Regions from separate parts of the Homo sapiens genome. Here regions 2 and 3 are each linked to region 1. The links are chromatin loops, found by intact Hi-C in ENCODE. Cell type or tissue: dorsolateral prefrontal cortex. All regions are shown on one strand. Links, peaks and the distances in the headings refer to the core of each region. The heading gives the core; the rest is flanking DNA. Region 1 overlaps CABP1 (calcium binding protein 1). Region 2 overlaps SPPL3 (signal peptide peptidase like 3). Region 3 overlaps C12orf43 (chromosome 12 open reading frame 43).

The links. A loop is a pair of places that touch in the nucleus more often than their neighbours do. Peaks named below come from ENCODE experiments on the same cell type or tissue, not always from the same donor. Only the 100,000 strongest peaks of a DNase experiment are listed, where the experiment ranks them.
Region 2: a loop joins it to region 1, with 1.9 times the contacts of the local background. A loop is called at or near these places in 4 of 110 quality-filtered maps.
Region 3: a loop joins it to region 1, with 2.5 times the contacts of the local background. A loop is called at or near these places in 8 of 110 quality-filtered maps.

Annotation. Positions count from the first base shown.
Region 1 is chr12:120,641,077-120,651,904 of GRCh38, reverse strand. CABP1 (calcium binding protein 1) reads right to left here. Exons shown (of 6, transcript NM_001033677.2): 1 at 10,566-10,828. Among named protein-coding and RNA genes, the nearest start is that of CABP1, 5.9 kb to the right of the region's middle. RefSeq lists silencers at 10,300-10,399, 10,620-10,789, 10,800-10,828. In dorsolateral prefrontal cortex, for the core only: CTCF peaks have their summits at 4,594 and 4,795 (motif pointing left); a DNase peak (open chromatin) is centred at 4,794; H3K4me3 peaks cover 603 bases; H3K27ac peaks cover 1,459 bases.
Region 2 is chr12:120,840,155-120,850,982 of GRCh38, reverse strand. The region is part of intron 1 of SPPL3 (signal peptide peptidase like 3); the gene reads left to right. It also overlaps the pseudogene ARF1P2. Among named protein-coding and RNA genes, the nearest start is that of SPPL3, 59 kb to the left of the region's middle. In dorsolateral prefrontal cortex, for the core only: no CTCF peak of the experiment used is centred there; a DNase peak (open chromatin) is centred at 5,789; H3K4me3 peaks cover 927 bases; H3K27ac peaks cover 4,000 bases.
Region 3 is chr12:121,007,129-121,015,584 of GRCh38, reverse strand. C12orf43 (chromosome 12 open reading frame 43) reads left to right here. Exons shown (of 6, transcript NM_022895.3): 2 at 4,439-4,481; 3 at 4,659-4,757. Among named protein-coding and RNA genes, the nearest start is that of C12orf43, 5.1 kb to the left of the region's middle. In dorsolateral prefrontal cortex, for the core only: a CTCF peak has its summit at 5,642 (motif pointing right); a DNase peak (open chromatin) is centred at 5,617.

The sequences.
Region 1 (10,828 bases), core at 2,746-6,745:
CTTTCTGCTTCTCTGGGACAGCGCGGAGGGCACTTCCGATGCAGAAGACTCCCCTAAGAAGATACCAGATTATGGGGGAGGCGTGCATGGAAGAAACAACAAGCCCTTGGAAGGATCTAAGGAACAGCAAAGATTAGAAGGAATTTGATGTGAGCAGCTTAGCCAAATGAGGAAGACGACAGGCAGAAAAGCCCAAAGTGTCCTAAATTGAGAGGCTGGTAAACTGACCAAGATAGGATGGGGTTGGGGATACAGACGCCAATAGCTCACCCGAGGCCATAGGTAAGTCACTTAACCCCTCCCTCTGAATGTCAATCAAGTTCCTTGTCTGGAAAATGGAAGAATTGGAGGAAAACAACGCCATCATTCCCTCTTCCTTTAAATAATACCTGAGTCTCTTCTATGGCCTGGCAACAGAGGGCTAGAAAAATACGCAGAGCCCACCTAACCCAAAACCCTATAGGTGCAAACCCAGCCTTGCATGAAAGATGCTTTAGAGATGATCATGTTCTTTCTAAAAGGAATTTTTGCAAAAACAAAAACAAATCCAAGTGTATGGCGATAAAGCCACCACAGAAAGTGACTTACATGCAACCCCTGCTCAACACATCACCCGGGCAGCCTACTTCTTAATGGAAAAACTCCTGGGCCCTAAAACCACTCGGGTCCTATTTGAGATACTCTGACTTAACTCAAGAATTATTGGGGAAGAATTATTGTTGTTTGGTTCCTTTCAGTAGCAATGGGATCTACTTCAAAATCCACAATTCTGAAGGCTTAGAGGCCATCAGAGAGGCTCACAGACCCTCAAAGGATATGAACGAGTCCCTGCCCTTGCTGCTGGGAAGGGTCTTCAGATTCTGCCGGTTTTAAGGGACTTGGCCAGTCCCTTGAATGACTGAGGTGCCAGTCAAGTTCACTGACATCTTAAGGATCCACCCTTTTCATTTTACATCCTAGAAACCCCAAAGCTACACAGTTTCTTTCCTAAGCCTTGTGCAAATTCCCAAACACAGTTTCACCCCGACCGCCATGCCCAAAGCCTGGGACACAGAAAACGGCAATAGGAGGGTGTTTGGGGTAGAAGCAGGGAGGCAGCCCTGGACAGAACCCCTGGGAAGGATAGCAAGCTCCAGCCACCCTTTCTGTGCCCAACCTCTGAGACAGATGGTGAGATACCCCCAATCCCCAGCCCCAGATCTTGGAAACTCCAAAAACATACCTTCCTTGAGAGATTTCTCAGTGGATACTTGACACAGTTGCCCATCCTAAGTTGAGGCAGCCCCTCTTGGGATCCCCGGGTCCATGAAGGAGGCTCCTGGGGGACTGAGGGACTTCCGTCCCAGTCTCTGCCAACCCCAGCCTCCCTCCGTCTGTGCCGTTCTTCCTCCAGGACGGATGTGAGCCCTCTCTTGCGCGCGTGCTCTCTTACTCGTCTGCCTGCTCCTGCTCTCCGATTTTTTTTTTTTTTGGGTGGATTGTGTGTGTGTTTGTGTGTGGGTTTAACTTTCTGGGCACTTTCTTAAGGAGATGAAAGCAGAAGGGGAGAGTGCAGGGCACAGGGAAAGTCACCTGGAGAGCTGATGGCAGAGGGGAACCAAGCTGGAGAAGGCTGCCGGATCATCTACATCAGATTAGCGCTCAGTCCTGTCTCTGGTTCTCTCCCCTTCTCTCGGCCCCTCCTTTCCCCGCTGCCAAATCTGCAGGGAGATGGCCTCAGGGAGGGGGGCCCAGAATGGCAGCTGCGGCTGGGAATTAGGCCAGCAGGCCCAGAAAGGGAAGCTGGCTAGTTTGGGTTCCCGAAGCCAGGGTGCCTGCCGCACAGCTCCCAGCCTTGTGTGTGTGCGCGCGCGCACACACACACACACAAACGTGCATGCACACACACACGCGCGCACAAACACACACACACATGCATGCACACACAAGCGCTCAGGGAGATGAATGCCCCTTCCAAAGAGCAGTGAGCTGGACAAGCACTCACTGCCCCTGGCAATTCCAGCTGCATTGAGAGCTGCGGCTCCAGTCGAGAGCCTGGGAGGTCTGGTGACGCCTCCATCATGCTCCATTTTTCACACTTGCCTTGTCACTGAAATGGGACGAGGCTCGGGGGCCGGCAGTGCAGATGAGCCAACAGTCAGATCAGATCCTTCTGCTCTGTGTGCAATTTCTCTGACCCGAAGGAAACCAGGAGATGGCCCCGAGGGGAGCATGACGGAGGCAGCGCAGGCAGAGAGGGCATGAGCAAAAGGTCTCTGAACCTCCTCCTCCTCGCCCCCTGCCTCATCCACAGCAAAGACCTCTCCCCAGCTTCCTTGGGGTGCCGGGCAGAGAAGAAGCCCTTTACGAAGCGCTCTTCGAGGTCCCACAGCTGGAGCTTTTTAGATGACTGGCTCTTCCTCGTCCCTCCAGGGTCGGCTTTGATATGAATTCATCTCACGCCTCAGATGTCCGGTTTGAGACCTACAGCCCCAGCCAGATTCCCCGCGTGCAAGTGTCCCTGTTTCCTGCACCCAGCTTTTTCCAGCAGGGGGCACCAGAGATAGACTGGAAGCAGAACTCCTCCCAAGCCCATTCTTGCACGCTAGCTCAGTTTTCAGCCCGGAGAGCCTCCTTTCCCAGGAACTTTTCTCCCGTGTGGGGGGGCTGCTCAGAACTCCTGTTAGGAAGATGGGTGGGGGCGCTGCCCAGAGGGTGCTCACTCCTAGGGAGCTGGGAAGGAGGTCCCTGGATAACTCCTGGACCTCCCCGGTGCTGCTGCTGACAACCACGCAATGGTTTAATCAGGGGAGTTACTCAGCAGCCTTGTTTGGGCCAAACCTCTGGAGGGGGAGATGGAGGAGGAGGAGCCTGGGGGGCGGGTATTGATGACTAAAGAACAGAAAAGAGGGTGATGATGCGTGTCTCCTGGAAACAGCATGAAGGAAGCAGGCCCAGGCAGGGGTCAGTGGACTCCAATGAATGGGAAGGACGGGGAGGTCTGGGGTTGAGTCTAGCTCTGCCAGCTTCTTTTTTTTTTTTTTTTAGACAGTGTCTTGCTCTGTTGCCCAGGCTGGAGTGCAGTGCCGCAATCTCAGCTCACTGCAACCTCTGCCTCCTGGGTTGAAGCGATTCTCCTGGCTCAGCCTCCCGAGTAGCTAGGATTACAGACGCACAACTTCATGCCTGGCTAATTTTTGTATTTTTAGTAGAGATGGGGTTTCACCATGTTGAACAGGCTACTCTTGAACTCCTGACCTCAGGTGATCCACCTGCCTTGGCCTCCCGAAGTGCTGGGATTACAGACATGAGACACCATGCCCAGCGCTGCCAGCTTCTGACTGGGTGGCTGCCTCCCATTCCTGAACTTCAGTTTCCGCCACTGGAAAAATGGGGCTTTTCCTAGCTTGCTTATATAGCATACATGAGAAAGTGTAAGACACCGAATAGCTACTGGATCAGTAATTATTTAAATGGAAGAAAGAAGTATCACTTGTCCAGTGGAGAAATGTCAGGCACCGTGCTTGGCTCTGGGAACGTTGTTGGGGGATAAGAGAAACACAGTTCCTGATTTCAGGACGCTTACATTCTAGCAGGTGGGCAGGAGATATTAGAGCTGGGACACAGTTATCTGATTACATTTCAGATAAATGCTATGAAGGGAAAACACAAAAACTCTGGGAATGTGAGTGAGGGGAATCTGTCTGAGTCTAGGGGATCAGGAAAGACTTGCAGGCAAAATCTAGAAAATAGACCATATGTAGGTTCCTTTGAAACAATAGTGCTCACTAGGGACCCCAGAGGGAAGCTCAGGTTAAGGTCCAGGTATGAATGGGTGGATATATGTAAAGGCCAAAACAGCACAGCATAAAGCAGAGATTCTCAATGCTGGCTGTAGACTGGCATAACTGGGGAGCTTCCCCAGAAATTCTAACTTAATTCTGTCTCCAATGGGCACTGGGCATTGGTGTTGCTTAGTACTCCCAGGTAATTCTAACCTGCAGCCAGTGTTGGGAAGCACTGATGTAGAGGCTAAGAGCTTGGGGCGGGGCGTGGTGGCTCACACCTGTAATCCCAGCACTTTGGGAGGCATAGGCAGGTGGATCACCTGAGGTCAGGAGTTCGAGGCCAGCCTGGCCAACGTGGTGAAACGCTGTCTCTACTAAAAAAAAAAAAAAAAAAATACAAAAGTTAGCTGGGCGTGGTGGCAGGTGCCTGCAGTCGCCGCTACTCGAGAGGCTGAGGCAAGAGAATCCCTTGAACCCGGGAGGCGGAGATTGCAGTGAGTCGAGATCGCGTCATTGCACTCCAGGCTGAGCGACAGAGTGAGACTTCATCTCAAAAAAAAAAAAAAAAAAAAAAAAAGGCTTGGACTGAGGAGTCACGCTGACTTGGATTCAAATCATATCCTGGGCCGGGCATGGTGGCTCACACCTGTAATCCTTGGAGGCCAAGGCAGGAGGATCATTGAGCCCAGGAGTTCGAGACCAGCCTGGACAACATAGTGAGACCTCATCTCTATTTAAAAAAAAAAAAAAAATCTTGTCTGCTGCTCAGTAACCATGTGGCCTAGAGGACATGTTGATCTTTCTCGGCTTCAGTTTCTTCATTTATAAAATAGGGATTCTAATAGCACCTCCCACAGGGCTCTTGTGAGGAGCTAATGAGATAATACATGCAAAGGGCTTGGCACTGTGCCAAGCATCTAGAAAGCGCCGTCTTCCCCTGCCCAGCATTGGTATTAAAGGGCCAAGCGTGGCATCCATTTATTCAGCAGGGCATCAACTCAGTCAAATCTGGTGGTTCCTGCCCCCTGCAGGCCAGTCCGGGCATAGCACCCACTTGTCGACCTTGGGATATGCCTCTGTCGTTGGAAACAGGAGACAGGAGCCGGCAAAACCTGGTCCCTATGGAAAAATCACACACTTTGAAGAAATCCCATCCTGCTTTGGGGGCAGGTGCAGGAGCTGATACTACCTTGAGGTTTGAGGATAGCAAGGGATCCAGGGATTTCGACGTGCTTTAAAGCTTACTTAAGCTAACTTGAGCCGGGCAGATAGGCAGGAGGGACAGAGGGCTCAGCCTTCAGTAGGAAATTTTAAAAGGGCTGAACAGCTGGGTATGGCGGCTTATGCCTGTAATCCCAGCACTTCAAGAGGCTGAGGTGGGAGGATCAGTTGAGGCCAGGAGTTCAAGACCAGCCTGGGCAACATAGCAAGACCCCATCTCTATTAAAAATTTTAAAATTAGCCAGGCATGGCAGCTGTGCCCCTGGTCATAGATACTCAGGAGGCTAGGGCAGGAGGATCACTTGAGCCCAGGAGTTTGAGGCTGCAGTGAGCTATGATTGTACCCTGCACTCCAGCCTGGGTGACAGAGCAAGACCTTGTCTCTTCAAAACAAAACAAAAAACAAAAAAGGCTGAACGGTGGGGGCTTCCTGTAAGGAGTGAAGCATGTTGTATGCCCTCACCTCCCATCTCTATCCACTGTGGCAGCAGCCCTTGGGCCTCCGGAAGCCCTACTTTGAGTGCTGGAATGGAATGATAGGATCAGAGGGATGAGAAGGATAAACTCATTGCTGATTATTCCTGATTAGAAGGGAGGCTGGCCTTTGGCGCTGGTCAGTTCTATCACCAGCATTTGAACTATCACCAGCCTTTGAACTTGGATGACAGCCCGGTACTAAGACACTCAGGGAAAGCTGGACTGTAACGTGAGAGGTGCTTTGCAGATGCTTCTGACGAACAGGGAACACACTTATGTGACCTCCCACCAAAGCAGCATGGCACACACAGAACAGGCAGGTATTTTCGGAGGCAGGCAGACCACAATTCTCAGCACAGTCCTGCCACCTACTTATTTACTTATTTTTAGAGACAGGGTCTCACTCTGTCACTGTGGCTAGAGTACAGTGGTGCAATCATAGTTCACTGCAGCCTCAAACTCTTGGGCTCAAGCAATCCTCCTGACTTGGCCTCCCAAAGTGCTGCAATTACAGATGTGAACCACTACACCTGGCCCTGCCATGTACTTACTATATGACCTTTGGACAAGTCATTTCCTCTCTCTTGAGCCTTCCTCATTTCTTTTTTTTCCAGACAGAGTCTTCCTCCGTCACCCAGGCTGGAGTGCAGAGGCACAATCTCAGCTCACTGCAACCTCCACCTCCTGGGTTCAAGCAATTCTCATGCCTCAGCCTCCCGAGTAGCTGGGGTTACAGGCGCCCACCACCACACCCAGCTAATTTTTGTATTTTTAGTAGAGATGGGTCTCACTGTGTTGGCCTGGCTGGTCTCAAACTCCTGACCTCAAGTGATCCACCCACCTTGGCTTCCCAAAGTGCTGGGATTACATGTGTGAGCCACTGTGCCTGGCCAAGCCTTCCTCATTTCTAAAATTGTTGTGGTGGGGTTGGGGGGAGTTGATGATGCTAACCTTCACAGGTAGCTGTGAAGATAAGAAGACACTTTGTCCACTGTGCAGTGGGCTCTAGACTGAGGCCTCAAGTGCTATTGTTGCCTCTCAAAAACAGCTGGAGGTAAAGGCTGACCTCCTGGAGGCTCTCACTGAACTGACTCCAAGCCACTCCTATCACCTGTGGCTGATGTTAACCACAAGCTGACCCTCACTTTCCCTCTCCCCAGGCCCCAGAGAAAGCCTATAGGGGCTCCAAGCCCTCTCAGAGAGAAGGAGGGAGACACATGACTGGAGTAGGAGTGAGGAATAGACACAGCCCTATCTTAGGAACCTAGGCTTAGTGCAATTAAATCCATGACCCAAACCACCATGGCCTCTCTCCCCATCTCAACCACAGGAACTGGCCGGGCGTGGTAGCTCACTCCTGTAATCCCAGCACTTTGGGAGGTTGAGGCGGATGGATCACTTGAGGTCAGGAGTTCGAGACCAGCCTGGCCAACGTGGTGAAACTCCATCTCTACTAACAATACAAAAATTAGCCAGGTGCGGTGGCAGGCACCTGTAATTCCAGCTATTCAGGAGGCTGAAGCACGTGAATGGCTTGAATCTTGGAGGCAGAGGTTGCAGTGAGCCAAGATCATACCACTGCACTCTAGTCTGGGTGACAGAGTGACACTGTGTCTCAAAATAAACAAACAAACCACAGGAGCTAAGGAAGCCTCTGAAGTCCGGAGGCTGGTGATACCATTCATTCACTCATTCATTCATTCATTAAATACTGTGATCCTGCTATGTGCAAAGCAGTATGGGAACAGGGATAGCCTATCTGTATTAGGAGACGTGTTTCTACAGCTGGAAAAATGGGAAGGATGGGACAGAGCTGTGGGTTTTATCCACATTTGCCTCCTCCACAAGGCATGTTTCTTCTCAAGCTCAGGGTAAGGAGCAGAAAGCCTGTTTCTTAAAATAGTCTTCCAAGACCTAAAGCCCCATGTCATCATGCCTCTGCCGAGTTAATTTCTGACATCACATCTTCTCTAGACAGCTGGGTGGCATGTCCTTAGCTGGCCACAAAGAGGGAGTACGGAAGATCCTTTGACATTCAGCTCCTTCCCTTAATAGCCATCCTCACCTGGCTCAGAATCAGCTTTCAAAGTACCTTACCCAGGCCCTCATTCAATTACCCTATTAATAATAGCAATAACATTAATGAAGGCTGCCCTTTATCCAGCACTCACTATGAGCCAGGCATTTGATATCCTTAATCTTGTGTAAGCCTCCTAATAACTGCAAAGCAGTTTTTGTCAATCTCATTCCTGGATGAAGAAACCAAGACCAGAGAGAGAAAATAACATGCCCAAGGACACAGAGATCGAAAGTGACAGAGCCAGGATTAGAACTTGCATCTCTGCTGTCTCCCAAGCCACCATTCCACACCTTAGCCTCAAAACCACGCTGTCTCCATGCATATGCAATAAGGATGCTCTATGAGGTCACTGGGAGAGTTTTCATCCCTGTTTCCTTTAAGGTAGGAATTCATCTTTGTGCCTTCAGTGTGATTCTGAACACTGGCTCTCTGAGACTATTACAAATGAAAAGGAAGAAGGCCTTGGTAGTTAATCAACAATAACAACAAAGAAGAAGAATAACTAACACTGATAGAGTTAGCAAGGGCTCCGTGCCAGGCCTGGGCCAAGCTCTCTCTATCTCTCCGTATCTCATTTAATCTCCCAAGCACCCTGATGATCCCTACATTGCAGGTAAAGAAATAGACTTGGCCAAGCACGGTGGCTCATGCCTGTCATCCCAGCACTTTGGGAGGCTGAAACAGGTGGATCACTTGAGCCCAGGATTTCCAGACTGCCCGGGCAACATAGTGAGACCCTGTCTCTATTATAAAATATATTTTTTAAAAAAGAAATAGACTTAATGAGGTTAAGCAATTCACTTAAGTTAAAAACAAATGAAACTTGGGGAGTCATGAAAAATATACTTCCCCAGGGCTGTATTTTTCTCTAAGCAGATCTTAACTAAAAGTTTCTGTATTCAGAACCCCATCTGCCTTCTCTTGGTTCTGACCCTGCCTCTAAGGACAGAAATCTCAATACGGAGAAAAGGGAAGAAAAGATTAATTCCTCTCTGTCACAGGAGACTGGAGGCTCTGACACGAAAGTCCCAGCCTGGGTTTGCTGTTGTTGCTCACGTAGATGACTTCGAGGTGTCAGATGGAAGCCCAAACTGAATGTGCTGGGCTTTAAAGTAAAAGCCCGCAGCTGAGAGGCAAGAGCTTCCACAGGGAGGTAGTAAATATTTGATGGGAACTTCCAGCTCCTCCTGACTCAGGTGACCCTGGTGACATTTCAGAACATTGGGCCGGAGAATTCACTTAATGACTGAGAAATTAGAAGGAGAAACAAAAGCACGTCGCTACAATGCTCGGAGCTCAGAAAGGGCTCATGTAGGCAAATTCTGCAAGACAGGAAAGAAAGGACTCTTTTTTTTTTTTTTTTTCAGGAGCTGAGTCAGATCAGCTGCAAACTGAGTAACCAGAAAGTGTATGATTCTAGGCCAATGACCTACCCTTCCAAACTGCTAGGTACAGCCAGGGCCCTGGCTATCTGGTTCACTGTTGTCTTCCTGGTGTCTAGCAAATGTCTGAACAAACAAACCACAGGAACTAAGGAAACCCCTGAAGGTTTCCTTAATAAATGCTCAAGAAATAATTGATAAATGAATGAATTGGTATCACCCATTCAACAACCCAGCATTCCTGCTGCAACCCAGCCCCAATCCAAAGACCACTCGTGCCCTGGCAGCCTACACCTCCTCATTAACACAAAGCACTGCAGTGAACTCCCCTGACACATCGCCTCACTAACTCTCACGGCTCTGCATCCACATCTCTACTCCAGAGAACTGTTTCCAGCTAACTCGGCTAACGAGGGCTCCCTGCAGGAACAAAGCCACACACCACTGCCCTATGGCCCCACCACAGCAGCACCACGCAACCCAAATCCATGTGCGGCTGCCTTCATGTCAGACCTCCACCAGCATCAGCCACTGCCGAGTAGTATTTTGAAAAGAAATGTGCAGATCTGAAGCAAAACACACAGGGCCTCCTTGGAATTCTGATCCGGCGTGGCAAGCCAGGAGCTTGAAACAGCTTCTTTATGCTAGATCTCAGCACAGAAAGGCACAGCCCCCCCTGTTTCCCTACAAACCACGCAAACGCTCTAATCAGACCTCTGCATGACACCTCTCGGAGGCTGCCACAGAACTGTCTCAAAGCTGTGCCAATGAGTTTGACTTGATTACAGACTCCGAACTAGGGGAAACCCTGGCTTTTTTGCTCAGGAGTTCAGAGGTTTCCTTCTACTGAGCCTGTTTCCCCAGCAGCACAGCCTCAAACTGTAGACCTATATTGTGACTACGGAGCTGCTTTTAAAGGGCAGGCTCCCAGGTGCCTGGGACTCTTGAGGGAAAGGCCTGAGGGAACCACTGATGACCTCTTTGTGGCCTTTCTCACCCTTCCAATGGCATCCCTAGAGTGACAGCCTCCTTAAACCACCCCAAAGTTCCAGTTTGAGCCACAGCTCTGCATGCCCCTCCATGCCTACCCAGACACCTCTTCTCTTTCCTCATATTTTTGGATCTCCTAACTTTTCTCAGGCCTTCAGGGACATGATAGGCAGTGGCCAGTGTCCCTCGCCCTCAAGTAATTCTGTGTTCTCTGAGGTCCCCTCTCTTGACCCCCAGACTCCAAACCGCTTGCTCTCCTGAGTCCCTCCCTGGCGGTACTGGCCAGAGGCCAGAGGAGTGGGTTTGGCGCCACCTGCTCGGAGCGCCCCTCCTTGACCCCCGCAAATCTCCAGGACGGTCGTAGAGGTCGCTCTCTTCCAGGACTGGCGGGTTCTGGCGGGTATGAGGGAGGCTAGCGGGGAGGGCCTTGCCCCAAGAGGCCCGGAGCGTGGACAGCGCACGGGGTGCTGAATCAGGCACGGGGAGGAGGAGTGCCGGCAAGGGCGCCGGCCCGGGGAGGACGAGGTGAGCCGAGGCGTGATCCGTGGGGGACCACGGGCCGCGGGAGGAGGCTGTGGACGCGCAACCGCGGCCGGCAGGGTCCCGAGCGCCTTTCCCGGGAGCGCTGACGGGAGGCGCGGCCCTTACCTGGCCAAAGGCGGAGCTGAGCATGGGGCGCAGCCGGTGGAGGAACGGGTCCGCCTCGGACGCGGCGGCTGGAACGGAGTCCCCGCGGCCCCGGGCTCGCAGAGAGCCCCGGAGGCCGAGCGCCGGGGACAGTCCCCGTTCCTCCCCATCCCGCCCGCGGGCCGGCGGCAGCGGCGACGACGGCGAAGGTCGGGACGCCGCGGCCGGCAGCGCCTCCCGGGGCCTGCAGTGCGCCTGGGGGAGCACACGCTGGCTCCCCCGCG
Region 2 (10,828 bases), core at 4,103-8,102, 200 kb before region 1:
CATCAAATTAATATTTTTGAGATGAGATTATCCTGGATTATCTGTGTTGGCCCAATATAATCACACAGGTCCTTGGAAGAGGTGGGCACACCAGAGTGAGTGGTAGCAGATTTGACGATGGAAACAAGAGGTTGTAGTGATCGATGAAGGGAATGTGAGCCAAGGAATGCAGGTGGTCCTCTAGAAGATGAAAAAGGCAAGGACACATTCTTCCCTCAGAGCCCTCACAGGGAACCAGCCCTATAAAACCGATGTCAGATTCATGACCTCCGCAACTATGAGAATAAGCTTGTGTAAAGTCAGTATTTGTGGTAATTTCTACAGCAGCAGTAGGAAACTAATATAGGATGTTACTCACATTTAAAAAGGGAAAGTGTTTGAAAAACCCTAACGTCCACTGTCAAAAAACCTAACATTCTTTCATTCTTTTTCACAGTATGAAATCCAGAATAGCAGCATTTGGCTTTTGTTTTTTTTTTTTTTTTTTTTTAAAGGCTGGTCTCACTATGTTGTCCAGGCTGGTCTTGAACTCTTGGGCTCAAGCAGTCCTCCCACCTCAGCCTCCCAAGTAGCTGTGCATTCATTTGGCCTTTTAGACTTCCTTACAATGCGGCATAAACTTCTGTGGTGTAGACATGTTGAGATTTACTTTGGCCTTAACAGATGGCTCTAGAGACTTTGAGGAAGTATTTAGATTTGAAAGGGGCAACAGAGAGGACTCATAAACCTCTGGAACATCTAAGATGTGTGTCTCTGGAAAGCCTAATTTTATGGGAAGGGTTTTTGGAACTGAGTTCCCTTGGCAGCCCCTAGAGTTACCTTTTACCAACCATCCATTATATTTCTAAATCTAGCTGGTCCAACAAGTTGCTTTAGAACAGTTTCTCCAAGCCTAATGTGTTTTATATTTGCACTCCAGAGGGTAGTATTTCAGAGCCTCTCAGGTGCAAACTTGGGGTTTTCCATGGCCGGGTGACTCAGCTGAGGAAAACTTCTGACCAGTGACTGCCTGTTTGTATCTACACACTCTGTTAGGAATGGTTATTTTTACTGAGTCCTTGTCAACATCCTGTCAATCCCAGATTTTCCAGTAGAAATACTTCACGCTAGAATTATGTCTTTATAAAGCAGCAGCTGTCACAAAGAAGTGGTAAGGCCTGAGGACATGAGAATTGTAGGGGGAGGGTATGTGTGAGAAGATCCAGAACCTGTAACCCAGAGTGGTTTTTAGGAGTCTCGGATAAATAGGATTTTCCTGGTCCCAAAAGGTAAAGACTACATGTATTGTGCACTAGTCAAGCTTCCTCATAGCTAACTAGCATGCCTGATAGAAGCTAGAAATTTTCTTGGACATATTTTCAGATGCCACGTGCAAAAATCACTTCGTACAGAGTATATATTGATCTGTTTTTTAGAGCTGTTTGGATTTTCTAAGTAAAATTCAAAGGAAATCTTCTCAACATGTCTACATTTTACCTGTATTTGCTATATCTTGGTAACCTTAGGCCATTGCTAGTATAGATAGATCATCCTGTTTCACTTGCCTCTGTGGTGGCTCATTAATCTATTCGTATCTACTTAAACAATAGAATGTCTTCAGAAATTGTGTTGCCAGTTGGCTACAACTTTGTAGAAGTTGGTATTGATTACCTGAAATTATTTTTTACCTTTAGAGTACTGATTTAGATGCTTGTTAGAGTTGAGCCCATCTCTAATAACTTTGTTAGAGGGAAAGAGAGTATCAGGTAAAGTTTAGGTTTAGTTTTACTTTTTATTATTATTGTTTTCTTTTGTTTTTTGTTTTCTTCCTCTGGTTTTAGAGGGAGGATCTCTGTTGCTCAGGCTGGAATGCAGGGGCGTTGATTATAGCTCACTGCAGCCTTAAATTCCTGGGCTCACGCAATCCTCCCATCTCAGCCTCCATGAGCATGTCTAAGAATATAGACATGTGCCACCATGCCCAGCTAATTTTTAAATTTTTTGTAGAGATGGATATTTACATAGTAATCAAGTTTGTATTACATCCTGGGCCTTGAAAGATGGCCAAAAAAAAAACCAAAATTGAGTGTTACACAAATCACCTGTAGCTTGCTCATTGATCATTAGTGTTATTACACTAAAGTGATAAAAAGTAATTTATGCACAAATTTTTAAGGCATTTTTGTCCTTACTATTTTCTTACACATTAGGTATAATGAGCTATGGTAAAAGAGCAGTAATTTAAAGCATCTGTGAGAAATCTAACCTTTCCTTTTGTAACCTTTTGGATTTAATTGTGATTTTTGAGAAATGGAACAATCAGTAGTAGTTATGAAAATTGTCAATTTGGCTTATGTTAAATATATAGATTAATTTATAAGTCCATCGAAAATATGCAGATGACTAAAATAATACAGCAATTCTAAAATAATACTTGTTAGATAGACTAGCACTTTCTGGGGTGTGGCGGGGGCAAGTAAGTTAAAGTAAATCCTTGCCATTCTGTTAATGATACCACTATTCTCAGTCATTAGATTGGACAAGAAATAGCAGTTTTGGTATTCCACCCTTCTTGGGCTCCCTGCCATGTTCAAGCACTTTAACTTGAGGTCTTAATTCTGTGATTGTGAGAATAACTCTAGACCCATGGTGTCCCTGTAGTCCTCAGTGCGATCTTATGGCTGTGGTTTGGCCTTTCTTCTGACTCCTTGAGATATATCCTGATCCTGTACATTAGAAAGTGGCTGTTGGAGAACAACACTGCAAATACAACTTTGCTTATAGTTGTATTTAGTTGCTTATAGAGCAACCTTGAGATTCTGTCAGGGCAGTGCTAGTGAATTTCCTCTCCCTTTAATAGATTCGGCTGCTGAGTTCATCAGAAGCTGGTAAGTAGTGCAGGTCAGAATCTGCTCTTACTTGTGCACATGCACCACCACCACCTTATCTCACACCAGTGTGATGAACAAGACTAGATTTTGTTTTAAGTTTTACATAATGCCTTACTTCCCTTTTTCTGTCACCAGACATTCAGCCACTTATAAAAATCACTCTCTCCCCAAACTTGTGATTATCTCCTTTCTCTCGGTAGTTAAAATGAGCACGGTTCAGATTCAATGTGGCATTTTGAAAGCCAGGGGACACACCCAGGGTGATTATGGTACTCAGGTACAGGAGAACAGAAAGACAGTTCTCTGCTATGGAATATTAATTATAAATATTAGCTCCCTTTTTACTAGATTCAAAGGCAGTTCAGTGGTTACTTTAAACCAAGGCCAGGTGTGGTGGCTCACACCTGTAATCCTAGCACTTTCGGAAGCCAAGGTGGGAGGGTCACTTGAGCTCAGGAGTTTCAAACCGTCCTGGGCAAGAGAGTGAGACCTGCCTCTACTTAAAAAAATAAAAAATAAGGCCAGACTTGGTGACTCACGCCTGTAATCCCAGCACCTCGGGAGGCCAAGGCAGGCAGATTGCTTTGAGCTCAGGAGTTCTAGACCAGCCTGGGCAACATGTTGAAACCTTGTCTCTACAAAGGATACAAAAATTAGCCAGGTGTGGTGGCACACACCTGTGGTCCCAGCTACTTGGGAGGCTGAGGCTGGAGAATTGCTTGAACCCAGGAGGCAGAGGTTGCAGTAAGCCAAGATCACACCACTGCACTCCAGCCTGGGTGACAGAGTGAGACCCTGTCTTAAAAAATAAATAAATAAATAAATAAAAATAAACTGAATTCATGTTTCCACCTTCCCCAAAGAGACGCTAAATTCTTCTTTTTCCCTCTCTAATTAGTGTTGAAATTGATGTTACATCTCCCTTTCTTCTGGTTTATTTTGTTTGAATTTATTTTTTCTCTTTTCCTTACGTTTGGTTTTATGCATAATGAAGTTTGAGGCTATTGGTGCAGGTATTCAGTAACATAAAACTTCATTTATCTGGGTTTATAAGTCAGAATCCTATTTCACTTCTCCCTGAGCCTGAGGGGAAATCTTAGAAAAGTCTATTGAGATTTAGTTATAATAAACATACTACTTAATTACTGCACAAGCTTAACCACAGAGTTTGCTGTCACAATATAAACACCCAGATGAGGGCCTGAAAGAAACCTCCACACTCCCACCCACATGAACTCTGTTGGGTGTTTTCTTCCTGCCCTCTATCTGGCAAACAAAAATATGGAATCTGTTCCAAGAATTTCTGTGAAACCAGTTTAGAACTTTATAAATGGCTCAACTAAATGCTCAAAACATGACTACTTCTATTCCATTTTGCCAGCTTTCCACAAGCCATTTTTTTTTATTTTAAAAAAGTGATTTTTCTTGAGAGCTTTGTTATTCTTAAAAAATTTTATCTAATTTGTTGCAAGTTTTTAAAACTCCAATTTTGAGACTTCTCTTTCCACTCTTAAATAGCATACACTAAGTAAGCAGATCAACCGTAGCTTACTGTTTTACTCTCCATAGCTTTTATAGAATAAAACATGCTCAGGCTCTAAAATTCTAAGGTAACTATTTTAAATGGAAATACTAGCAGCTATGCAAGTAAACCAGACACTGTCGATTATTTCGTCAATTTAAAACAATAAAATTCCCTGCTTTTAATATAATTGAAAATCTATTTAAAGAGCCCAGCATATATCTTTGATAAAATTGCCATGCTAAACAAATATGTCATTACTGTGCATGTGTTGGAAATGAATTTATGAAGTTAGAAAATTATTTTATTGTTACTCTTGGAATGTCCCTACTTTTCAATTATTCAGTCACTTAAAATATTTACTGAGCTCTTGTTATGTATGTGCCAGGCACTGTTGTAACAGTGAATGAAGCATCAAGGCCCCTGCTCTCACAGAGCTAACCCTAAAAAAAATATCAGTAATGACAGGACTTTGAGACCAGCCTGGCCAACATAGCAAAATCCCATCCCTACTAAAAATACAAAAATCAGCTGGGCGTGGTGGCATGCACCTGTGGTCCCAGCTACTTGGGGGCTAAGGTATAAGAATCGCTTGAACCCGGGAGGCGGAGGCTTGCAGTGAGCAAGATTGCACCACCGCACTCTAGCCTAGGCATCGGAGCAAGACTGTGCCTCAAAAAAATAGATAGATAGATAGATAGATAGATAGATAGATAGATAGATAGATAGATAATGGATTCTAAGCAATTAAAATAGTAATTGGGGTGGCTCTGAAATTAGGTAGGCAGAAAATGCCTGTCTGAGAAGGTGACATTTAAGTTGCTGTCTGAAGAACAAGAAAGAGCCAGCCCTGGTGGGAGCAAAACAGTACCTGGCTCGGAGCAGCAGCCACTGAGGTACCCTTCCCAGCGTCCTTCCACCTGTCCACAAGCATGGGGAACATAACATCTTTGCCAACGTCTTCAAGGGCCTTTTTGACAGAAAAGAAATGTGCATCCTCATGGTGGGCCTGGATGCTGCAGGGAAGACCACAGTCCAGTACAAGCTTAAGCTGGGGGAGATGGTGACCACCATTCCCACCATAGGCTTCAACGTGGAAACCATGGAGTACAAGAATATTAGCTTCACTGTGTGGGGCGTGGGCGGCTCGGACAAGATCCGGCCTCTGTGGTGCCACTACTTCCAGAACACACAGGCCTGATTTTTGTAGTGGACAGCACTGACAGAGGGCGTATGATTGAGGCCTGCGAGGAGTTCATGAGGATGCTGGCCGAGGACGAGCTCTGGGATACTGTCCTCCTGGGGTTTGCCAACAAGCAGGACCTCTCCAATGCCGTGAATGCAGCAGGGACCACAGACAAGCTGGGACTGCACTCCCTTTGCCACATGAACTGGTACATTCAGGCCACCTGTGCCACCAGTGGCGACGGGCTCTATCAAGGACTGGGCTGGCTGTCTAGTCCGCTCCGGAACCAGAAGTGAATGCGACACCCCTCCCTCTCACTCCTCTTGCCCTCTGCTTTACTCTCGTGGCAAACACTTGGCTCCAGTGTGAGTGCAGAAGCTGCCTCCATGGTTCGGTCACAGTGTGCATCACACTGTGCTGTAAATGTGGCACATGCAGCCTGCAGCCAGGCTTTTTATTCAATGTAAATAGTTTCTGTTTCCAATTAGGCAGTTTCTGTTACTCCTGTGCAATATTAGTCAGCTTTTTTTTTTTTTAATTGTAAAAAGGAAAGTCAACTTTCTGTTCAGTGCTGAGAGGGGATGTAGGCCCGTGGGCCCTTGGCCTCCGGGAGTCGCTGTGTTGGGAGTGCTGGGCATGCCCTTGGCTTTAGAGCTCTGTTGAGATCCATTTTGGTGGTTGGTTTTTGTCTTTTGCTTAAAAAAAAAACAAAAGCCAGCCATAAAAAGATCATAGGAAGCACATTCTAAGCAGAGGGAATAGTCCTACGGTGGGAATGAGTTGGGTATTAAAAAGCAGAAAGAAGACCAGTGAAACTGACATAGTGTTTGTATTGAGAAATCAAAGGGCACTCAGCCATGTGTGTGGGGTGTGGGGGGCAGGCAGTCGGGAAAGAAGGGTAAGATTGAGATCAGATAGGTAGACAGGAGCTTGGGTTTTATCAGCACGATGGGAGGCTGTTAGAGGATTTTAAACAGGCACGGTAATGCACTTCAGGCATAAAGAATTGGTTGTGTGTGGGTTGAGCGAAGGAGAATGGGAGTAAGACTAGTTAGGAGACTATTGCAGTAGTGTAGTTGGTAGTGACTTGAATTAGGGTGCTAATAACGGGGAAACAGAAGTGGAAGGGTTTAGGCTATGTTTTGGAGGTATGGTTCATTTACTTGTGCTGTAGATTTTGCCATTAATGCTAGGGTGGATGGTGCCTTTACAGAAACAGTGAAAACTGGGGGGAAAGCAGGTTTTTGAGAAAAATCGAGAGTTCTATTTTGTCCATTTTAAGTTTAAGATACCTATTAGCCAATTGGAGATATCAAATTTGCAATCAAATATATGACTGGCATTCCAGGAAGAAGACAGGGCTACAGGTGTAGGTTTATGATTAAGCAGCAGAGAACAAATGTTTTGTTTTGTTTTGTTTTATGTTATGTTATGTTATATTTATTTTTGGGAGGAATCTCGCTCTGTTGCCCAGACTGGAGTGCAGTGGCGCGACCCTGGCTCGCTGCAACCTCCGCCTCCCGGGTTCAAGCGATTCTCCTGCTTCAGCCTCCCAGGTAGCTGGGGTTATAGGCGCGTGCCACCATGCCTGGCTAATTTTTGTATGTTTGGTAGTGACGGGACAGGGTTTCAACTTGTTGGCCAGGCTGGTCTCGAACTCCTGACCTCAAGCGATCCACCCACCTCAGCCACCCAGAGTGCTGGAATTACAGGCATCAGCCACCCCGCCTGGCCTGAGAACAAATGTTTTGAAACCATTGGACTTTCTAAGATAACTGGGGAAATTGTGTACACTGGGAAGAGGAGTACACCTAGTGCCCTGGGAACTCTAGGAGAAAGGATCTGGCAGATGTGACTGAGCAGGAACAGCCAGTGAGGTGGGAGGAAACCAGTAGATGGTGATGTTGGAGAAACCAAAAGCTGAAAATTTCAAGAAGGAGGGAGTGTCAGATGCTACAGAGAGGTTAAGTTGAATAACAGCAGGAATATTGGCTTTGAGCATCAGTCATAATCTTGACACGCACATTCTCAGTAGAGTAGATATGAATGGGTCAAGGAGAGAATAGAAGTGAAGGAGACGGTGATTATAGGCAAGTCTTAAATCACAAAAGATTGTATCAAGAATAGATGTAACAGGTAATTGTGTTTTCTAAGACAGAATGGGGATAGCAAACGTACTTTTTATCTAATGTGAATCTATAGAAATGTCACTCTATGTTATAACTTGTATATGTATACCTCCTACCTGTGAACCCAGACATGTAGCCCTACTGTGATCCGTTCACTGTGAACACTGTTGAATGAAGCATAGGCACAGAGGTCCTCTTGTATCTGCATTCCTGGGGATATACTAACTAACTGAGTCTACTAGTTTGAGGCTGTAATTTAATACATTTCAACCTAGAAATAGTGCAAAATGTATAGTTGAAGTTGTTTTGTATGTGTACTGCCTCCTCCAGTTTCTAAGTCACTAATCAGCAGGTCCTTCTGCATTTTAAAAATGGCATTTTTTTCTATTAACTATGCATGTTTGTTAAGGCCTCTGTTTTCAATACTGTGTGCTGTGGTCTGAATGTGTCCCCTCCCTCCACCCACCCAATTCCTATGTTGAAACCTAATCTCCAGTGTGGTGGTGTAAGAGATGGGGGCCTTTTGGTAAGTGATTAAGTGATGAAGGCACAGCCCTCGTTAATGGGATTAGTGCCCTTATAAAAGAGGCCCAAAAGTGCTTGTTAGCCTATTCTACCATGTGAGGATGCACCGAGAACCTGCCATCGATGAAGCAGAGTGAGTCCTCACCAGACAGAATCTACTGGCACCTGAATCTTGGACTTCCCTGTCTCTAGAGCTGGAAGAAACACATTTCTGTTGTTTACAATTACCTAGTCTAAGGTATTTTGTTATAGCAGCCCAAATGGACTAATTTTTCCTTTTCTACTATTATTGAAAAATAATTTCTTCAGGACCATGTTTTTGGGGAACATTTTATAACCTATGAGTAAACTCTTCTCCTCCATTTTCTGTAGCCTCTTAGTGTATAGTGTAATGTTCTGCCCTTATCTTAGGTCAAGGAACAAGTTTCTAATAATTGTCTGTAGATGTCTTTAACTTTGTGGTGCTCGTTGCCATTATTACTTTTATGAATCAAGTACACCTTCAGGGGATGTTTATAACTGTGTTCCCTCTTCTTATCTACCTAAAAAATGCCAACTTTCTATGCATGATTCTGGGCCACAATTTCAAATTTTGAGCACTTCTTGCCATCACAATTTTAAACCATTTATTTTCTATCTGGAATACTGTACACAGTCTGTATTGGTGATCTAAAATAATTCAGCCTGCAGATCCTCAAATTTACTATTCCAGATTTCAACAAATATTGGGGCATGATGGAAGTTTTAGATGTAATAGTTTATTTAGTGTCAAATTTTGCCTTAAATGCCTAATAGTACAGGTGCACACTTAAATATACAAGCCAATAATCCTGTGACTCGGGCTATTGATTAGTGGTAAAAGCAGAAAGCTATGTTATATTGATGCTTATTTTGCTTTGAAGAAAGAAGTAATTGCTAGCTTGTCAGATATTGAGCCTCTCTGACCAAAGGAAACTCAGTTACCACTCTGTGTTTGACCTTTCACTTTCCAAACTCAGAAACTGAATAGATTTGGATAACAAGGGATACTTGTTTTTGTAACATTGGGCTAATTGTATAAAGCACAGACTGGGACTTGGCCAATTAATACGTTTTGTTTCATATTCCAGAACTTCTGACTTACACAGTCAAGTAATTTAATGTAATTCAGATGAATGAACAAACTGAGGCAATTTCTCTTTCCACCCTTTTACAAAAAATAATTATAACTTGGCCTTTCGTTTATCATACTTCCATAACATGAAGGTTTCAGGACTCTATAATGAAAAACTGAGTTGAGATGGGGAGACAATCCAGATGTTTTGTGCATATATATATATATAACTATTTTTTTAACTTAAAAGTACACTAGCAAAGAAAACTGATGAATAATAAAGATTTTAATAGTTCAAAGTATTGTATATCTCATTGTTTCTTTTTTTTTCTGAGATGGAGTTTCGCTCTTGTTGCCCAGGCTGGAGTTCAGTGCCACGACCATGGCTCACCACAGCCTCCGCCTCCCGGGTTCAACCGATTCTCCTGCCTCAGCCTCTGGAGTAGCAGGGGTTACAGGCATGCACCACCACACCTGGCTAATTTTGTATTTTTAGTAGAGATGGGGTTTCTCCATGTTGGTCAGGCTGGTCTCGAACTGCTGACCTCAGGTGATCCACCTGTCTCAGCTTCCCAAAGTGCTGGGATTATAGGTATGAGCCACTGCACCCAGCCTGTTTCTTTTTTTAGTAAGTTTTTCACGGACCGTAAAATTCATCCCTTCATAATATAGAATTCTATGGTTATTTATTTATTAATGAATGAATGAATGAATGAATGAAATGGAGTCTCACTCTGTTGCCCAAGCTGGAGTGCAGTGGCACAATCTTGGCTCACTGCAACCCCCTGGGTTCAAGCGATGTTTTTATTTTTATTTTATTTTTTCAGACCGGGTCTCACTCTGTTGCCCAGGCTGGGGTGTGTAATGGCACAATCTTGTCTCACTGCAACCTCCGCCTCCCAAGCTCAAGCCATCCTTCTGCCTCAGCCCCCCAAATAGCTTGGGACTACAGGCGCACACCACCACACCCAGCTATTTTTGTATTTTTTGTAGAGATAGGGTTTTTCCATATTGCCCAGGCTGGTCTTGAACTCCTGAGCTCAATCGATCTACCTGCCTCGGGCTCCCAAAGTGCTGCCACCGCATCTGGCCACAATTCTGGTTTTTAGTTGTGCAATCATCATCACTAATTTTTATCCCCGTCAAAGAGAAACCCATACACATGAACATTCATTTTCCATTCCTTTATTTTCCCACCCCAGCCCTAAGTAACTGTTAATCTACTCGCCTATTCTGGACATTTCATATAAATGGAATCATCCAATATATATGGCCTTTTGTGTCTGACTTCTTTCACTTAGCTTTCATGTTTTTAGGGTTCATCCATGTCAAGCAAGTATTAGTATTTTACTGCTTTTTTTTTTTTTTTTTTTTTTTTTTGAGACAGAGTCTCACTCTGTCGCTCAGGCTGGAGTACAGTGGTGCAATCTCAGCTCACTGCAGCCTCCACCCGCCGGGTTCAAGCATTTCTCCTGCTTCAGCCTCCTGAGTAGCTGGGATTAC
Region 3 (8,456 bases), core at 3,560-7,559, 360 kb before region 1:
CATCTCTATATCTAAGATGTAAGAAGCACATACATCACAAGTTTGGTTGTTTACTATCATGATAATTAAATTTCGGTATCATTGGTTTTCTTTGTAATCCTGTATGTTGCATTTCATGCATTTAAAACATTGCTCTGAGAAGAGAACCGGGCTTCACCAGGCTGTTAGAGAAGGCTATGGCAAAGCAAGGTTAAGAACCGCTGGATTTGTTTAAAAGGACTTACAAGCCCTTTGGTGATCCATTGCCTTCCTCTCCCTTCCTTCCCTCCTGCCATACTGCACTTCCTGTAGGTAGCTTCCAGACCATAGTCTGCCCCTCTCACCCCCTAGTACCATAACCACAGTTTTCTCTGCAAGTTCTATTTACAGATCTGCCTTTCCATCTCATTAGCGGTGGGAACTTGAGCAAAGTACTTAAATCTCACTGTACCTAAATTTCCTCATCTGTACAGTGCGGGTAGTGATAGTACCCACCCCATAAGGTTGAGAAGTAACTGAGATAATGCAATCTACAGTGCTTGGCACATCTTAAAGGCCCAATACATGGTGGCAAATATGTGGTTGGTCTTTCCACATGGACTGCTTTCCTCCTCCTGCCTAATTCTCGCTCTTTTTTTTTTCAAAACTAGGACTCAGTCTGTTACCGAGGCTGACACAATCATGGCTCACTGCAACCTCGACCTCCCCCTACTCAGATGATCCTCCCACCTCAGCCTCCCAAGTAGCTGAGACTACAGATGTATAGTCCCAGCTACTTTTTGTATTTTTTGTAGAGATGGGGTTTTGCCATGTTGCCCAGGCTGGTCTCGAACTCCTGGGCTCAAGTGATCCTCCCTTCTCAACCTTCAAAGTGCTGAGATTACAGGTGTGAGCCACTGTGCTCGGCTTCTAGTTTTTTTTGTTTGTTTGTTTGTTTTTTGGGGTTTTTTTTTTTTTTTTGCATTTTTTTTTTTTGAGATGGAGTTTCACTCTTGTTGCCCAGGCTGCAGTGCAATGGCACGATCTCAGCTCACTGCAACCTCTGCCTCCTGGGTTCAAGTGATTCTCCTGCCTCAGCCTCCCTAGTAGCTGGGATTACAGGCGCCTGCCACCACGCCCAGCTAATTTTTTGTATTTTTAGTACAGACAGGGTTTCACCGTGTTGGCCAGGCTGGTCTCAAACTCCAGACCTCAGGCAATCCACCTGCCTCGGCCTTCCAAAGTGCTGGGATTACAGGTGTGAGCCACCGCGCCTGGTCTCTTTTTTTCTTTTTGAGACGCAGTCTCGCTCTGTTACCAAGGCTGGAGTGCAATGGCGCGATCTTGGCTCCCTGCAACCTCCGCCTCCCAAGCTCAAGCAATTCTCCTGCCTCAGCCTCCTAAGTAGCTGGGATTACAGGTGCCCACCACCAGGCCCAGCTAATTTTTTTTTATATTTTTATTAGAGACAGGGTTTCACCGTGTTGGCCAGGCTGGTCTCGAACTTATGACCTCAGGTGATCCGCCCACCTTGGCCTCCCAAAGTGCTGAGATTACAGGCATGAGCCACCACACCCAGCCTAGATTACATTCTTGAGTGCGTCTAGTAATAGCCACCAGGAGTTGAGAATTTTCTTTTTGCCCCTGTTCTAAACACTTTGTATTTGTTGTCTGTTTTCATCTTCCCAGCAATGCCACAAGAGGGTGTATTAGCCCCATTTTACAGAAAACTGATTCTCATAATGGTAAAATAACTTGGCCAAGGTTGTCCAATTTGTGAGTGGCAGAACCAGGCGTAAACCCAGGCCTACCTGACTCCCAAGTCCATGCTCTTCATTGCTGCTGTGCCACTCTGCCATGGACAAGTGTCTATTGTGGTCAAAACTCCCACCCTTTGGTCCATGACTGTGGAAATATAGGTCACTATTTTATTTATGTAACCTCTAGAGACAGCTCTTAAATCCAGTGATGAACTCGTCACTCAAACCACTTTAATTTTAGGGTAGCATCTACTTTGACTTATTTTTCTGACAATTAATTCAAACCAAGACACTATGGCAGGATCTGGGGATACAGAGGTAAAAAGAGGCAGACCACGTATTCAAGTAGCTTACAAATCCAGGAAGGGGATGGGTATGGAAACAGCGTCCACAACACTGACTCCAGAAGGTTGGTAATCGTATTCCCATTTTATAGATGAGAAAAACAAAGGCTCAGGGAGAGAAAGTGACTTGCCCGGCATCACACAGCTTGGTGGCAGAGCCAGGACTCAACTGAACTGTCTCCCTCTGTAATACTGTTTCTGTTCCCTGACGGTACCTCACCTTCATCACACTGTAGTCATGATGGAAGAGATGCTCTTCTTCCAAGTGATTATGTGCTGAAGACGAAAGACCAGGTCTTTAAAGACTGTCCATCCAGGCCCCCACATTACCCACCTCCAGGAGCATGGGGCGTGTTTAGCATTCTGTGTTGTGCTCTGGAGTACAGTGACACAGACCACAAGGTACTAGGACACAGATGCAATGTGTATGGGTGATGACATAAACACAGCAGTGCCCCCATGGAGCTGTTTCTTACACCATGGCCCTCCACTGGGCCCGGAGCTACCAAGTGTCCACTTTGTTCAGTTGGCCCCTTAAATATACAAGCACGTTTTGTCTTGTTAGTTAAGTCAGAAACCTCAGAGCTAACTTTCACTCATTTCTCACGCCCTGTAGTCAGTCCATCAGTGAATCCTATTGACTCCATCTTTTTTTTTTTTTTTTTTTTTTTTTAGACGGAGTCTTGCTCTGTCACCAGGCTGGAGTGCAGTGGCGTGATCTTGGCTCACTGCAACCTCCGCCTCCTGGGTTCGAGCGATTCTCCTGCCTCAGCTTCTCAAGTAGCTGGGACTACAGGTGTGCACCACCACACCCAGCTAATTTTTGTATTTTTTAGTAGAGATGGGGTTTCACCATGTTGACCAGGATGGTCTCGATCTCTTGACCTCGTGATCCGCCTGCCTCAGCCTCCCAAAGTGCTGGGATTACAGGCGTGAGCCACCGCGCCCGGCCTTGACTCCATCTTAAAAGTGCATCTATCTGGAGTTCACCCACTTCTCACCACATCAATTACTGCAGCAGACTCCGTGTTCCTGCCTTTGCCCCAACAGTCTCACGCTGCACAGCAGCCAAAGATGTTCTGTCAAAACCCAGGTCAGTTTATGTCCCTTCTCTGCTCATTTCCAGAGCTCCTCCTCCTCAAAGTCCAGGTCCTCCCATTGGCCCACGTCAGGGCCCTTCATGATCTGGCCCCTCTGAGTTCTCCATCTCTGCTGCTCCCGGTTTACTGGGCAGGCTCTGGTCACACTGACCTCCTTGCTGGTTCTAAACACACAAAGCAGGCTCCAGTCTCAGGGCCTTTGCAGATGCTTTCCCTCTGCCTGGAAGGCTGTGTCCCACATGTCCACTTGGTTCACTCCCTCTCCTCTCTCAAATCTCTGTTCAAATGTTGCCTTATCAGTGAAGCCCTCTCTGCCCACCTTTATGTTAACAATCCCCAGCCCAACACTCCCCACCTCTCTCGCCTACTTTGTTTCCGTTTTTTTCCATACACTTAGCATTATCCAACTTGACATTTTGTTTACGTATGTGTGTTTATCATCTCTCTCCACCAACTAGAATGTAAGCTCCTGCAGACAGTGATAGTCGAGTAAGTTGCTCAGCAATGACAACACCTGGTTAATAAAAGGCATTCAGTATCTGGTTTGAGGGAATGACCAAAAGGCCGGGCATCCCCACCGTTTTGGCTTGAAAAATGTGATCCACAAAAGAGCCATCTTCTCTCTCTTCCACGGCACTTAGCACACAGCCAGGCAGGCATTAAACTGTGCAGTCAAATCACACTTAGACCTGCCTGTTCAGCACAGCGTGGTGGTTAAGAGGGGGCTCAGGAGTCAGATGGCCTGGGCCCCCAGCCCAACCCTGTCACTTATTAGGTATTTGACTCTGGCCAAGTTATTTTACATATCTTTGACGTTTCTTCTGCAAAATGGGATAATTGTAATCCCTCCAATCGGGTTGTTGGGAAGATTCACTGAGTTATATGTGTTATATATATTTTAAGTTACATATATAACTATTTTAAGTTTTATGTATATATAACTAAGTTATATATATAACTATTTTAAGTTTTATATATATAACTAAGTTATATATATATTTTAAGTTATATAACTAAGATATATATATATATAATGTACTTACATAAAATATGTAACTATATTATATACATATATAACTAAATTATATGTAACTATTTGAAGTTATGGGTATATAACTATTTTAAGTTATATATAAATATAATATATATGAGTTACATGTGTATGTATATATATGAGTTATATGTATTTTAAGCTGCTGAAAATAGTGCCTGGCACGCATTTGTTGTTGCTGTCATTGTTTCCTCTATAAATGCCCTAATTTTCATTTTTCCACAGGTGCTGCAAATAGCCAGTTGTCAACCTCCCAACCGAGCCTCAGGTACTATGCACTTTGGGTTCAAGTTTCACTTATTCAACAAATACTGATCCCCTGCGTGTGCCAGATGCTAGGCTTCACGCCTGGCATTTCCAGGTGAACAAGACACACATGGTCCCTGTGCTCATGGGGACAGCTTCTGAGCGGGCAGGAAGTGAGGTCTCTTTGTGTGTGTCGTAGGCATAAGGTGAATGAGCATGAACAAGATGGCAACGAGCTTCAGACCACCCCTGAATTCCGAGCCCACGTAGCCAAGAAGCTGGGAGCCCTGCTGGACAGGTAAACAAAGGTGGAGTTTCTCCTCTCTTGCCCTTGTTAATATGAACAGCAATGGCTCACATTGGCTGGGAGCTCACGGTGTCCAGGCTGGCACGGTGGCAGGCACCTGGCATATGTCATCTCCCTGCATTTATAAAGAACATTATCATGTGGGTCCTGTTGTTACCTTTATCCTCCAGGTGAGGAAACAGGCTGTCAGCAAGGAGACAGGTGTGCCTGAAGTCACATCATCATCGCAGCTACCATTTACTGAGCAACTGTTTGTGGCCAGGCTCTGTGCTAAGTGCTTGATGTCCATTTTCTCATTTAATCCTTCTGATGACCCTGAGAGGTAGGGACTGTTATCATTCCCACTGTACAGATGGGTAACTGAGGCTCAGAGAGGCAAAGTCATTTGCCCAGGGGACACCGCTATTAAGTGACAAAGCCAGGATTCAGAACCCAGGAGGGAACAGAATTGGGCCTCAAACCCAAGTGCGTCTGACTCCAAGCCCACATTTTTTTGTTTTGTTTTGTTTTTTGAGACAGAGTCTCACTCTGTCGCCCATGCTGGCGTGCAGTGGCACGCACAATCTTGGCTCACTGCAGCCTCCACCTCCTGGATTCAAGCGATTCTCATGCCTCAGCCTCCCAAGTAGCTGGACTTAACGGGCACCTGCCACCATACCAGGCTAATTTTTGTATTTTTAGTAGAGACGGGGTTTCACCGTGTTGACCAGGCTGATCTCGAACTCCTGACCTCGAGTGATCCACCTGCCTTGGCCTCCCAAAGTGCTGGGATTACAAGCGTGAGCCACTGTGCCGGGCCAAGCCCATGTTCTTAACCCCTGCATTATCCTGCAACCATGAGAGTAAGAGAGGAACATCGAGAAGCTCATTCCCGCCACAAGAGGGCAAGGAAGGACCGTGTTCCTATTTCTTGGGTGCCTTCTGTATGCTAGACACTGTGCCAGGTCTCTATCTTACATTCTCAGCACAGGTTGATAACCCAGTCGGTAAGGATTCAGGTTGGCATTCCTAAAGTAGGTGTCAAGGATACAACCTGTTTGAGTCCATATGGGCTGCTATAACAAAATAACATAAACTGGGTAGCTTATAAACAAAATAAATGTATTTCTCACATTTTGGAGGCTGAGAAGTCCAAGATCAAGGCACCAGCAGATTCAGTGTCTGGGGAGAGCCCTCTTCCCAGTACAGATGGCGCCTTCCTACTGTGTCCTCACATAGTGGCATGGGCGAGGGGTCTCTCTCAGACCTTTTTTATAGGAGCAGCAATTTCATTCATCAAGGCTCCACCCTCCCGACCTAATCACCTCTCAAAGGCCCCCATCTCCTAATCCTAATACCTTGGGTTGAGGATTTCTCTTTTTCTTTTCTCTTTTTGGAGACAGAGTCTCCCTCTGGAGCACAGTGGCGTGATCTCGGCTCACAACAACCTCCAGTTCCTGGGTTCAAGCGATTTTCATGCCTCAGCCTCCTGAGTAGCTGGGGTTACAGGTGCGCACCCACCACGCTTGGCTAATTTTTTGTATTTTTTGTATTTTCAGTAGAAATGGGTTTTCATTATGTTGGCCAGGCTGGTCTCGAACTCCTGACTTCAAGTGATCCACCGGCTCGGCCTCCCAGAGTGCTGGGATTGCAGGTGTAAGGCACCATGCCCAGCTGGGGTGAGGATTTCACCATAAGAATTTGGGGAGGACACAAACATTTGGATTCTAGCACTAGCCCAAAGCGTGGCTTTAGAAAAAAGGAGGTCCAACAGCAAAGAAGCGTGAGAAACACTGCAATCTACATACCTCCACGTGTCCTTGCAGACTGCAAGCCAGAGTAGTATATTCAAGGCTCTGAGAATTCCTGTAGTGAAGAGACCTGTGTAACTGTTTAGCCCAGCATTTTCCAAACTTGTTTGGCCACAGTGCCTTTGTTTCATGGAAAACCAGTCAACAACCTGCGGAACAGGTCTGGGGATACACTGGTCTAGATCTGTTCCTGACTGGCAGAGCCCTGGCAGGGTTTTGAAAGGGAGATGAGGCAGGATTTGGGGCCATTGTCATTCCATTCAAAGTAGATATCAAAAAGGACAAATGAGCCTTCCCAAAGTGTGAACCAGCTATTCTTCTGAGACAGAATGATGGGCCAGAGCCCCGCAGCCTGAATCCCACAGGGTTCCCCTCAATTGGAGAAAGTAGAGGAGGTGTTTAGGAAGGCAGCTGCATTTCAGCCTGTGGGAGCAGTTTTCCTTTGTGACTCTCTGGCTTCAGGCTGAACAGGGCCTGCTTGGCATTGCACTGAGTCACAGAGATGTTTCTGCAGTAGAAATGCCAGTCAGCCATGGTTAGAATATTCCCTGCAGCATTTTCATGTTTCTCCAAAGAAATCTAAATGATACCTTAGGCCAGGCGTGGCAGCTCATGCCTCTGATCCCAGCACTTTGGGAGGCTGAAGCGGGTGGATCATTTGAGGACAGGAGTTCGAGACCAGCCTGGCCAACATGGTGAGACCCCATCTCTACTAAAAATGCAAAAATTAGCTGGGCATGGTGGCGTGCACCTGTTATCCCAGCTACTTGGGAGGCTGAGGTAGGAGAATCGTTTGAACCCAGGATGCAGAGGTTGCAGTGAGCTGAGATCGTGCCACTGCACTCCAGCCTGGGTGACAGAGTGAGATCCCATCTCAAAAAAAAAAAAGGAAATGTAAATGATACTGCATTTGGTCCCTAGTGTTAGGTCAGTGTCTCTCAACCTTGGCGCTACTGACATCTTTGACTAGCATTTGTCGTGGGGGTCTATCCTTCTTCTTCCCATTATAGGATGTTTACCAACATCCCTGGCCTCTACCTACTAGATGATAGTAGCACTCACCCCACCAGTTGTGACATCCAAAAATGTCTCCAGACATTGCCAAATGCCCCTGATGGCCACCATTGAACCACTGTGTGGGGTCAAGAACAGGTGCCTGGGTGGCATCATCTCTACTCCCTCTCCCCGGGTTGCTTTTCCTGAACAGGGCTTGGGGGGCACCTTTGGCATACAGGAAGGGAGGTTAGGGAAAGCACCCAGGGCATTGCTGCGTCTGCCTCGAGGGCATTGCTGAGAGCCTTGTTCTCTGCTGTGCACAGTGGCATCTCCATCTGCACTCACCAGACACATGCTTCCTGGCCTTGTGCCTCTAGAGAAATGTGGTTTATTTTTATGTTAGAGAGCCTGTGAAGGCTGAAGCTTTTCTTGATGACAGTCATCATCTGCATCGTCATCATAGCTACCATTTGCTGAGCAGCTACTTGTGGCTAGGCCGTGTGCCACAAGTGCTTGATATCCATTTTCCCCTTCAATCCTTGTGACAACCTTAAGAGGTAGGGACCTTCATCGTTCCCACTGCACAGGTGGATAACAGAGACTCAGAGAGATAAAGTCATTTGCTTAAGGGACATAGCTAATAAGTGACAAAACCGGGATTCAAAACCCAGGTCTCTGAAGTCTGAATGAGGTCCATGAATTGGATCAATTTGCATTTCCTAGTTGTGATGTTGTACTATAGCGAGGCACAATGTTACCATTGCGAGAAAATGGATGGAGGGTCTATGGAACATCTGCATTATTTGTTGCTACTGCATGTCTACAATTATCTCCAATTTCTTTTAATTAAAAAAAAAAATTTAAAAACAGGTCTGCCCTGCTCCAGAAGCTGTCCTCTGAACCA